Regions from separate parts of the Mus musculus genome. Here region 1 is linked to region 2. A link is a loop called in an ENCODE intact Hi-C map of the cell type or tissue named here. Cell type or tissue: heart. All regions are shown on one strand. Links, peaks and the distances in the headings refer to the core of each region. The heading gives the core; the rest is flanking DNA.

Evidence for each region. Hi-C counts contacts between places; a loop is a spot of excess contacts. Peaks named below come from ENCODE experiments on the same cell type or tissue, not always from the same donor. Only the 100,000 strongest peaks of a DNase experiment are listed, where the experiment ranks them.
Region 1: a loop joins it to region 2, with 1.9 times the contacts of the local background. A loop is called at or near these places in 13 of 42 quality-filtered maps.

Annotation. Positions count from the first base shown.
Region 1 is chr13:24,534,712-24,540,087 of GRCm38, forward strand. It overlaps a transcript of Ripor2 not described here. Among named protein-coding and RNA genes, the nearest start is that of Gm22013, 51 kb to the left of the region's middle. In heart, for the core only: no CTCF peak of the experiment used is centred there; no DNase peak of the experiment used is centred there; H3K27ac peaks cover 453 bases.
Region 2 is chr13:24,602,161-24,607,536 of GRCm38, forward strand. It overlaps a transcript of Ripor2 not described here and the pseudogene Gm11346. Among named protein-coding and RNA genes, the nearest start is that of Ripor2, 34 kb to the right of the region's middle. In heart, for the core only: no CTCF peak of the experiment used is centred there; DNase peaks (open chromatin) are centred at 1,051, 1,591 and 2,721; H3K4me3 peaks cover 1,835 bases; H3K27ac peaks cover 3,702 bases.

The sequences.
Region 1 (5,376 bases), core at 239-5,238, 67 kb before region 2:
GTTGCCTAAGACTTCAAAGAAGGGAGATGGTCTGGCCAAGAAGGAAGAGGCCATAAGGGAATAGAATTCAAAGGTGTGAAGGAAAGAATAAGACAAGAATGCAGAGGACTTGTAGAGAATCGAGAGGTAGATGAAGTTACCATAGCAACAATAGCTTCCTGTGCATCTGCTTCTTGTGTGCAGGGGAGAAGCTCACCAGCTCCATTGGAGATAGTGAGGGTCACAGTCACAATGCATACAGTGCCAGGGTTTGAATGCAAATCATCTCTCCAGGCCCCTGTGTTTGAACACTTGATCCCCAGGGATGGCAGGCCTAGGTGGGGCCTAGCTGGGGAGACTAGGTCACTGGAAGTGGTCCTTTGAGATTCGTATCGTAGCCAACATTCTGTCATCTTTCTGCTTTCCTACCACAGACATGACATGAACCACCTCACACTGCTGCCTCCATGCCTCCCCACACTCTACGACAGACTGTAGCCCCTAGCTCGGGTATACACTCAAATCTACTCTTCCCTTTAAGTTGCTTCTTATCGAATATTGGATCACAACAGAGACAGTAACTAAAATATCCAAAAAGGATTGTCAGCCTTGAAGTGCCCGCTGTGGGTGAAACCAGTCTGAGGGTGCTGGGCCTCAGTCCTTCAGCCTCATCTGGGGAGTGGGCAAAAGACCCGCTACCGCAGGAACAGGAAAAACTAGGCCATCTCTCATTTGAATTGGTAACAAAGGTTTATCAGTTTTAAGAGGGGTGGGCTGGAGAGGTGCCTCAGCATTTGAGAGTAAGTACTGCTCCCATAAAGGACCCAGGTTCAATTCTTAGCACCCACAGGGTGGCTCACAACCATCTGTAACCCCAGTTCCAGGGGATCCAACAGACCCACGCATAGTGTGCATACATGCATGCAGGCAAAACATTCATACACATAAACACAAAAATAAACAGATCTTTAAAAAACGATTTTAGAGGAGAGAATGTTTGGAATTTGTCATGGTTAGTTGATAACATTTGAAAGACAAGTTGAAACCTTAGGGTCAAGGGGAAATACTACTTACTTTTGCAAAGAAAAATTAATAATTGTGTTAAGATCTTTTTTTAAAGCAGTCAACATGAGGAGGCTAGGTCACATTACAACACGGTTGCTACCTCAGTACAGTCATTGACAGGGCTGTCTTGTCAATAAATGCTTATTGGATGAATGAATGAATGAATGAGTGAGTGAATAACAATGATAAATGCAGAACGCTGAGAAGAAAATTCTTCACACACACACACACACACACACACACACACATACACACCACACACTTGAGATAGAAGTTCATGTAGCCCAGGCCTTGAATTTGAAGTATAGCTGAGAACGGCCTTGAGCTTCTGAGCTTCCTGCCCCCATATCTCAAGTGCTAAGACTGCAAATGCCAGGCTCAGAAGTCAATTCTCCTAAAACCACGGGTACATGGAGAGAGACAAAGCACTGGAGGTGTGTGTTAACGATGCTGTCTCTGTGCCCTGACCATGCCTTGTCCTAACCACCTGCCTTATACTGCCTGTTATTCTTTCTTTTTTTTCTAAATGTTTTTTTTAAACATTTATTTAACAGAAACACCTTTTGTGTGAGCATCTAACATCTTAAATGACCATAAGAGAATGTATAAACTTAATGGCAATGTTTTGCTGCTCATGAAGATATAGTTTTATTTTGTTTTCCAAATATGCTATGATTTGCAACCTCTGAAAACATTTTTGACACGAAACGTTAGTTGCATCTGTCATGTTAGGATGAAGAGACATGGTCAAGTAAAGGAGAGAAGATGGAAAAGACTTGTGTCGTGACATAATTTTTAATTGGTGAACAGATATGTCCACAGTGATCTTGCTTTTAAACTCTCCTTTGGTAAGACCAGTCACACCATCAGATACTAGATCAGCCCTGCAAATATCTTCTTTAGAGAGCCTTCTGATGTTGGCTCTGTGGCTGTGGCGATTAATCTTGATCAGTGACTTGTCTAGACTCCAAAAGCATATCTAGGCAGTGTGTATAAAGGTATTCCTTCTGGGCAGCACCGTCCTGTGGGGTGGGAACTTGGCCTGAATCTGGAGGAAGTGAACAGAAAACCAGCATCCATATCTCTGTCTCTGTCTCTGTCTCTCCCTCCTTCCACACTGTGAACACGACATCACCAGTCCTTCACGTTCCTCACGCTGTAACCTCCCCACCATGATGAGCTGTAGCTGGTAACTGTGAGTCATAGTGACTGCTCTGTCAGGTATTTGTCCCTGCAGTGAGGAAAGGAACTAACTCATCAACTAAACATAATTGTTTTTCAATGACTAAGAGTCTCTCTCTCTCTCTCTCTCTCTCTCTCTCTCTCTCTCTCTCCCCCTCCCTCCCTCCTCCTTCCCCTTCCCTCTCCCTGTCTTTTTCTCTCTATAATATTTTAATACAAAACCCAAGCTTGCCTGGCCTAGACTTGTGATTCCCAGCTTTGGTCTCCTAAGTATTAGGATGTGAGGTATGCACAACAATGACTGCCGGGGCAAACATACAGGTTTCTTGGGCTTCATTCAAATGAAACAAATAAGAAGGCAGAAAAGCCATATGCTGTTGGATGTATGCAGTGGTTCTTATGTTTATAGATGAATGGCGAGTCTTATCTGAGTTGATTTGCTTTGAACCATGTCTCTGCTGACTAATATGGAACCTTGTCTGAGTCTAGGGACACTGCAGTGAGACTCAGTCTTGAGACAGAATAGGCTCAGGACCTTCTTCAAACCTCTGGACCAGCAGAGGATGAAGGACTTGATGGAGAAGTAGACGTTCCAAGTCCCACAAGGAAACAAGATAACAGAGAAAGACTCTAGCTTCAAAGCTGTCGAGTCCAGCTTGAGTGGAAGAACTCTCTAGTGAACTCTGGGTTCTTCTATAAAAAGAAAACACAAGCTAGGGGTTAGGTTGTTAGTTTCTTTCTTTCTTTCTTTCTTTCTTTCTTTCTTTGTCTGCTTTGTTTGGGGTTTTTTATTTGTTTGTTTAAATTTTGCTGTTTTGGTTGTTCTTTTTGTTTTTACATATTTTGAGTACCAGGTGATGAAATCTAGGACCTCACACACACTAGGCCAATGCCCTACCACAGAGCTGCATACCAAACCCAGATTTCATTGCCCCTGCCTAGGAAAGCCAAAAATAGATAGATAGATAGATAGATAGATAGATAGATAGATAGATAGATAGATAGATAGATAGATAGATAAAATAAACCTTCTGAGAGCTGTGGTTCCTAGAGAGCCTATTTTCTTGACCATTTTAAACACTGTTATTATAATTGTTAAAGATGGGAAATGAAGAATATATAATATTTTGATAGGTCTTTTTTTCTGACAGGTGGTTGTACCTTAATTGTTTTTTATTTGTGTGTGTGTGTGTGTGTGTGTGTGTGTGTGTGTGTGTGTGTGTATACCATGTATATGCAGTGCCCACAGAGGCCAGAAGGGGGCATCAGCTGCCCTGGGGCTGGAGTTAGAGGTGGCTGTGAGCCTAGATTCTCAGCGAGAGCAGCAGGTGCTCTTAACCTCTCCACCTTCTGTGTGCCCACATTCTTATGGGTGTGTTTTATAACTATAGTCTTGCCTACAAGATTTGTACATTTTTGTAGTTTTCAATGAGTAAATATTCAGTGGGGTGGGCACGATGGCTTAGAAGGCAAAGGTGCTTGCTGCCATACCTGATCACCTGATCCCTGGGACTCACATTCCTGCAAGGAGAAAAGTGATGCCTGGAAGTTGTTCTCTGATTATTGCATGCATGTTGTGGTGTGTGTGTGTGTGTGTGTGTGTGTGTGTGTGTGTATGTGCATGTGTGTGTGTGTGTGTGTCTTTTGTACATACACACTCGTACAAACTAAATGTAATTTTAAAAATTTAAAGGCAATCCTCCAAGTAACTATATTAAATGGTTATCTTTAATTTCAGGGTAGATCTTGTGTTGGATGCTGTGTTAGTGACTTTTCTTGTTGCTGTGACACAAACAAATTAAGGAAGGCAGGGCTTACTTTGTCCCATGGTTCATCATTGTGGGAAGGCATGGCAGCAGGAGCATGACTGGTTACAGTGCCTACACAGCCAGGAAGCAGATAGGCGTTTGCTGGGCTTCAGGAGCCCTTTTCTCTTGTCTCTTTGTGTTTAGTCCAGGGCACGGAGGGTGCAGCCCACACTCAGGGTGGTCTTCCCTCTTCAGTTAAACTCTCTGGAAACTCCTCACACGCACCTAGACGTGTGTCTCCTGAAGACGGACAGTGAAGCTCAGCCATTATTAAGGCTGCCTACCAAGTGTCCCATCATACCTGTGGTCTAAGAACTGTCTCCCAAACTGAGGCTGATGGACCTAATCCAAGCCTGGCTCTGTTTTGTGAATGTTTCCCTGGAACACAGCCAACTCATAGCTATTTTAAACACAATGACACGACTGAGTCACTATATCAGTGATGACAGAGCCAGCAACACCTCCAAAACACTTGACCCTTTACAGAAGATGTCCGTTGACTCCTGACCCAAGTTATTAAGGATATTATATATCCATCTTTAGCACTGAAAGAACCATATAGCATAAATTGTTTATAGTCTTTAAATTTAACCATGTATATATACCTATATAAGGCTTATATTCATATGTACACATATGTAAATATATACATAAATATGTGACAGGTTTGATACACAGGAGTTCATGTGAGAGTACATGGACACTTGTGCATTTATATGTATGTGCATATGTATATGTCTGCATGTCCTCAGTGTTTACTGAATTATTTATGTAGAGCATCCCTAAGTCATGGCATCTCTGATTGTCCTGAACCAATAGAACCAGTCGCCCACTTTCTGAACTCACTAACTGGTCCCCTGCCATGGAAGTGGAAAACATTGCCTGAGGAACACAAGAACCCATACAATTTGTCTCTTTATGAAGGTGATTATTGTCAAGAGCTGGACCTCGTGTTCCTTTGCTGCTGGTCCAGGAAGCCGGGGGACAATGGGCACCTTCTTCAGGGTGCTGTGCTCATCAGTTAGGACCTGCTGCTCTCCTGCAGAGTTTCTCAAAACTATAAAGAACAAGAAAAAAAATCAGCAGCAGAGAAGAAAGCAAAGGGAAAAATAACACAGGGGAAAGAAAAGAGTCTAAAGATACTTTACACATAAATAATATATCCAACATTGCCCTGTGATGTGTATAGGTTAAAATACAAACTAAAGGCCCCATCATCTCTCTGTTCATGTATTCATAATTCATTTCCTAACTGACTAAGTGAACACTTGCTAAGTGTAGGCTGCACGGGGTTTGAGGCATGTACATAGAGCAATGTCCCAGACTTGAGAGATGTGACAGT
Region 2 (5,376 bases), core at 271-5,270:
TAGACTGCCTTATGAACTGAGAGACCAGACCTGGACTTTTGGGTCCAGTGTCAAGGCTAGGCTATGAGACTTAGTTCCAAGACTGAAGGATCAGCAAAGAAAGTAGGAAATTTGAGACCCCAGAACCAAGCATGAAGCCCTGTGCCCCGAGCTGTGACATGTGCCCTGAGCTCTGACATGGAATGCCTGTCCTTCTGGCTTTGCACCTGAATTTATTTTCCTTTCATGTAGATGGAATGGTTCAGTCATGTCTGTAGGAAGCCTCTACAGTTGTAGTCACTAGCCCTGGAAAATGTACCGGCTCATTTCAATGACACTGCCACAGGACACGTGCCCTGTCACCCAGTTTCCTTGTCCTGAATGTCCTATCAATAAAACGAGTTTCCTTCCTTACCTCAAAAGAATCAAGGACTTTGCATCCCTGAGTCCTTAGGAAAGCATGCTCCATTATCCTCTTTAATATTATCATCATACAGCACCCTAGGACCCAGGAGTGCACCACCAAATGCAAGACCCACATTTTCCCAAGAGGGTTTCAGGACCTAGAGACAGACATTAGCAGGAGGGTGTTTGCCTTGTATGCAGGCATGAGGCCCTGGGTCAACCCCGAACACACACACACACACACACACACACACACACACAAACCAAACAAATGATTTGGGCTAGCACAGTGGTGCAATCCTGTACTCTCAGCACTTAAGGAGGCTGAGGCAGGAAGATTGCTATAAATTCAAGGCTAGCCTGGTCTACACAGACAATACTAATTCAGCCAGAAGTACAAGGTAGGACCCTGTATTTAAAGCCAAAACGAAATCAAGCAGTAAGTATTTCTCTTCTAAGGCAGGCCTTGTCAACACACCCCCTTCACAGTCATCCAGCCAGAACAAGAACTGCCCAGGACTGTTTTCAGATTAGATCTGCAGTCTACACAAGTTACTTTAGCACAAAGTCTTTATCAGACACCACCCAGTGAGAGACAAGCTTCCAGTGCCATTCCAAGAACAGCTGGCACTCAGCACCCTGGTTCTAACATCAGGGAAGTTGTACCAGCCTATAAATAACAACCCTCAGCCACAGAGTGCTGCCGGAAGCAGGCTGTTTGGCATTGACATGGGGTCATATCTCAATTGTGCAGCATCGAGTACAAAGACTGGCTGCACATCGGCCCAGCCGCTGCCTCCTTCTCTTCATCCATGAGGTTTGAAGCCTTTCCCTCTTTTTGCAGTGCTCTGTAAGAATCTCTGGGTAACCCCAGAGGATGCAGCCACTCTTCCAGGCTGTGGGTGCCACCTCCTGAGCACGCCCCCCCCCCCCCCCCCGGGAGCATGAGAGCTTAGGAACAGTGGCTAAGTGGTGTGGGTCTCTGCCGGGCCCCTCTCCTTCACCTCGGATGCTTTGTGACACCCCAACCCTCCTCACCTCCTGGGGCGATCCTGCAACAAGTCTCTAGGATGTTAGAAAGTGCACAGCTGGTGTCCGACAAGTCCCCGCTGGAGGCACACCACCTCCTCTCCGTGCGTGCGTGCCAGCTCCTTCTTCTCCTGCTTCCCTTGTTTACTTCTTGGCAGAACATAGTCCTCAGGAAGCTGGCCCAATCTACTCCAACAAACCTTACTCTAAGGTTTCCTGAAAAGCACTGAGGCCCTCCGGAGCAGACACGTGGAGGAGTGTCTCGCACCTTCCAGGGACAACAACCTCCGCCCCTTGCACTGCCAAAAGTGAGGCTTATAGCCAGGCTTAAAACCCTCAGGTGTTGTGTTTTATAAAAAGATAAGAAGAGGAGGGATATGTTTGGTGGAGGTGCAGTCAGATGTGGGGGGAGGGGGGCTCTGCGGGCCCATGCTAAGGCATCCCTTCCCCCTGAGGGACCAACAACAAGGTATGGGGAGGGGAGATGAGAGAGTAGAGGAGTAGAGGCCGGCCAGGAGCACGTGGAGTGTGTGTGTGTGTGTGTGTGTGTGTGTGTGTGTGTGTGTGTGTGTGTGTGTGTAGGGGGGGGGGGATTGGAATGCGGAGAAACCGGGAGCAGGATCAAGGAGACAGAGCAAAGAGCAAGTAAGCAAGAGAGGAGGGGGCAAGCAGCCCCTGTTTAGTGAGTCAGGCACACCTGACTGTTGCCAGGTAACTGTGGGGCGGAGCCTAAACAAGTAGCTACCTTCAGGTACCTCGAGGATTTGGGGAGAATTCTAAACTCTAGTCAATCCATATGGCTATGATGGCTTACATTTGTGATCCCTGTACTTGGAAGACTGAGGCAGGAGGATTCCATCCTAGTCTATTTAGTGAGTTTCAGGCCATCCTAGGAATGAGAGCATGTCTAAAAAAAAAGAAAAAGAAAGAAAGAAGGGAAGGGAAGGGAAGGGAAGGGAAGGGAAGGGAAGGGAAGGGAAGGGAAGGGAAGGGAAGGGAAGGGAAGGGAAAAGAAAAGAAAAGAAAAAAGAAATCTACAATAGCAACACCTCCCACCTTGTGATGGTGTTGTTAGAGTTTTGATTTTTGCAGTCTTGGTTTCTACGGCCTTCTGCCCTCTCCCACTTTACAACGCAGTAGCGTTTCCTTCTTGTTTTTTGTTTTAAAATCCCTCCTGCCTCAGCGCCCCCGGCTGTTCTCAGGTTTACACCCTTGTTTATGAACCTGGGTTCAGTGCGCTCAGCTGTTTGTGGCCTCCTGGAGGATGGGTGGTACTCCTCAGTCTACACACGGTGCGCGCTTCTCGGAAACGGAGGTTTGTTTCGCAGAGCTGAAACCACCTTTGTTGTGTTGATTCCTGTCAGCTGTCAGAAATCAGAGACCACCCCTGGAAGGAGCCTGGGGCGGGGCCAGGGCGGCAGCCACGCGGCAAAGGCTTCGGCAGAATAAAGTTTTTCCATAGCAACCTGAGCTCATATTTAAAAGGAGAATTGTCTTCTAAATGGTAGAAGTGAAAATAGACTCCCTCCTGCGCCTAACCTGAGGACAGGGAGAGCAAGGGAGGAAGCAACCAGGCCTGGCAGGGATCTAACCAGCTGGCACTGTGTCCACACTCCCCCTCCCCTTCCCTCTCCATCCCTTCTCCCACCCCTCCCCTTCCTCCCTCCCTTCCCCCTTTTCCTCTCCCTCCTCTCTCCCCCTCCCTTCCCTCTCCCTTCTCTCTCCCCCTTCCTCTGTTGGTTTGTTCGTTCGTTCTTTTGTTAGTTTTCATTCGAAGCAGCTTCTTTCTTTGCTAAAGTTGCTGGCTGGCACAGGTAGAGTGGGAGAACAGAGCAACTGTCCACCCCACCAGCCTGGTGGATTGGCGCTGACTCTGTTTTCTGAGAGGAGACCGGCTTTTGTGCTCTGCTTCTTAGAAGCTGCAAACTTGCTGCCTACCTAAGGCAAGGCAGGGGATATTAAGAGGTCAGAGTCAGGGGTCACCGGGCCTCTTTCCTCAGGGCAAGGCCTCCATAATGCTGGGACACAGTCTCTTTAGTTTGATGTTTAGCCTTTAATTGCTGCTTTCTTTTTATTTTGTTCTGTTTTTTCAAACCAGTCTCATGTATCCCAGGTTGACCTAGAACACTGTTGTGTAGTTGAGCTAACCTGATACTTTTGAGTGCTGGGATGACAGGGGTGCAGCTACCCCAAGGCGCCTGGCTTCTGTGTGCTGGGGATTGTCCAGGGCTTCTCCAGCTGAGCCACATCTGAAGCCTTCACCACTGTCCCCTTCAGCCTGACAATGCACAAGGTCAGGGAGAATGGGGGTTTCTCGGTCTGCAATGCTCCATTTTCTCCAAAGCAACCCAGCCTTCTCAGCTGTCTGCACGGTGCTGGATGTAGCAGGTTTAGGGCTCATCCAATAAGCAGGGAGCCCAAGAGTGACAGCTTGAGTGTGGCAAGAGGGGTGGGCCTTGTCTACAGCATCCTCCTCTGTCCACAGCAATGACAGGCGTGGAGAACTGGGGATTCTGAAGTGGTGGCTCTTTCAAATAAAGGAGTGTTTCGAGACCTCCTCCAACAGAATCTTTGAAATAACCAGATGCAATAAGTGTTCCCCTTTCAAAAGAGGAATATTATTTTCTTCCATGGAATCTGGGTGTGGGGTGTGGGTGTTGTTATGCTATTACTTTTATTTTTTATTCGTGTATGCATATGTGTGTGTGTGTGTGTGAGAGAGAGAGAGAGAGAGAGAGAGAGAGAGTGCTATAGGTGAGCAGTGCTTTGGGAAGCCAAGACAGAGTGTTGGATCTCCTGGAGCTGGAACTACAAGGTGAACCACTCAGTGTGGGTGCTGGGGACCAAACCTGGGTCCTCCCGCGTGTTCGAGCAGGATGACCTTAACTGCCGCACCACCTTTCAAGGCCCTTCTTTGGAATCTTTGAAAAAAAGTTTCCTTCAAGTTATTGTTCTGTCCTCAGCATGTCACTTAGTGACTGAGAGGTCAGTAAGATGCAAATATTGAAGAAAGGCCACACAAGTCACACAAGGAAGATGTTTCCTTGCGCTGGTGAAGTGGCTTAAGAGATAACAGTGCTTGCTGCCTACAGTGAGGGCCTGGGCATCATCCCCAGGCCCCACGTGGTGGAAGGAGAGAACCAACTCTGACAGTTGCCCTTTGACCTTCATGCAAACACTGTGATCCCCTCCCACCACCCATACCTTACCTGCCCCTGCACAAGCAAATACATACATGGAAACAAAAATTAGAGTTTTCAAAGTATTATTATGTTCAAGTCCTTAATTCTGAATTCTTGTGTCTTTGCTTCTCAGTGGAGGAAGTTTGGGGTTTGGGGAGATTTCAGATCTGTGATTTTTCAATTATGGATGTTCAATCTGTGGGCAGAAATGAAGTTACTAAGCCCAAATCTGCAGACCCTCATGTCTTCAGGGCTCCTGATGTTGCTTTCTGGCCTGCAGAGCGCACTGGGCATCTTCCTGCCCAGTGTAAGGGCTGCAGTAATATCTGTAACTGTCTTGTTTTTGTTATTATTGTTGTTGGTTTGTTTGGTTTTGTTGTTGTTGTTGTGTTTGTTTGTTTTTTGGTTTGGTTTGGTTTTGGTTTTTCGAGACAGGGTTTCTCTGTAGTCCTGGCTGTCCTGGAGCTCACTCTGTAGACCAGGCTGGCACGGGGAAACAATGTATCAAAACAAAATAAAACAACTTCCCCTGCACCCCCCCCCCCAAAAAACCCACAAACAAAAAGTCGCTAACCACTCACTCCAAGCAATCAAACCCTGAGCCCACAGCTCTGAGGTCACAGACCATACCCAATGTCAGTCTTTCCTGAGGGGCTTTATGGGTTGTTCTCCTTTCTAGGGAACAAATAGATTTGTTCAATGAGCAATCGCCTTGTAATCTTACTGAAGAAAATCCATTGTTGACCAAAAAAGAAAAAGGAAGGAAGAAAGTATATTCAGG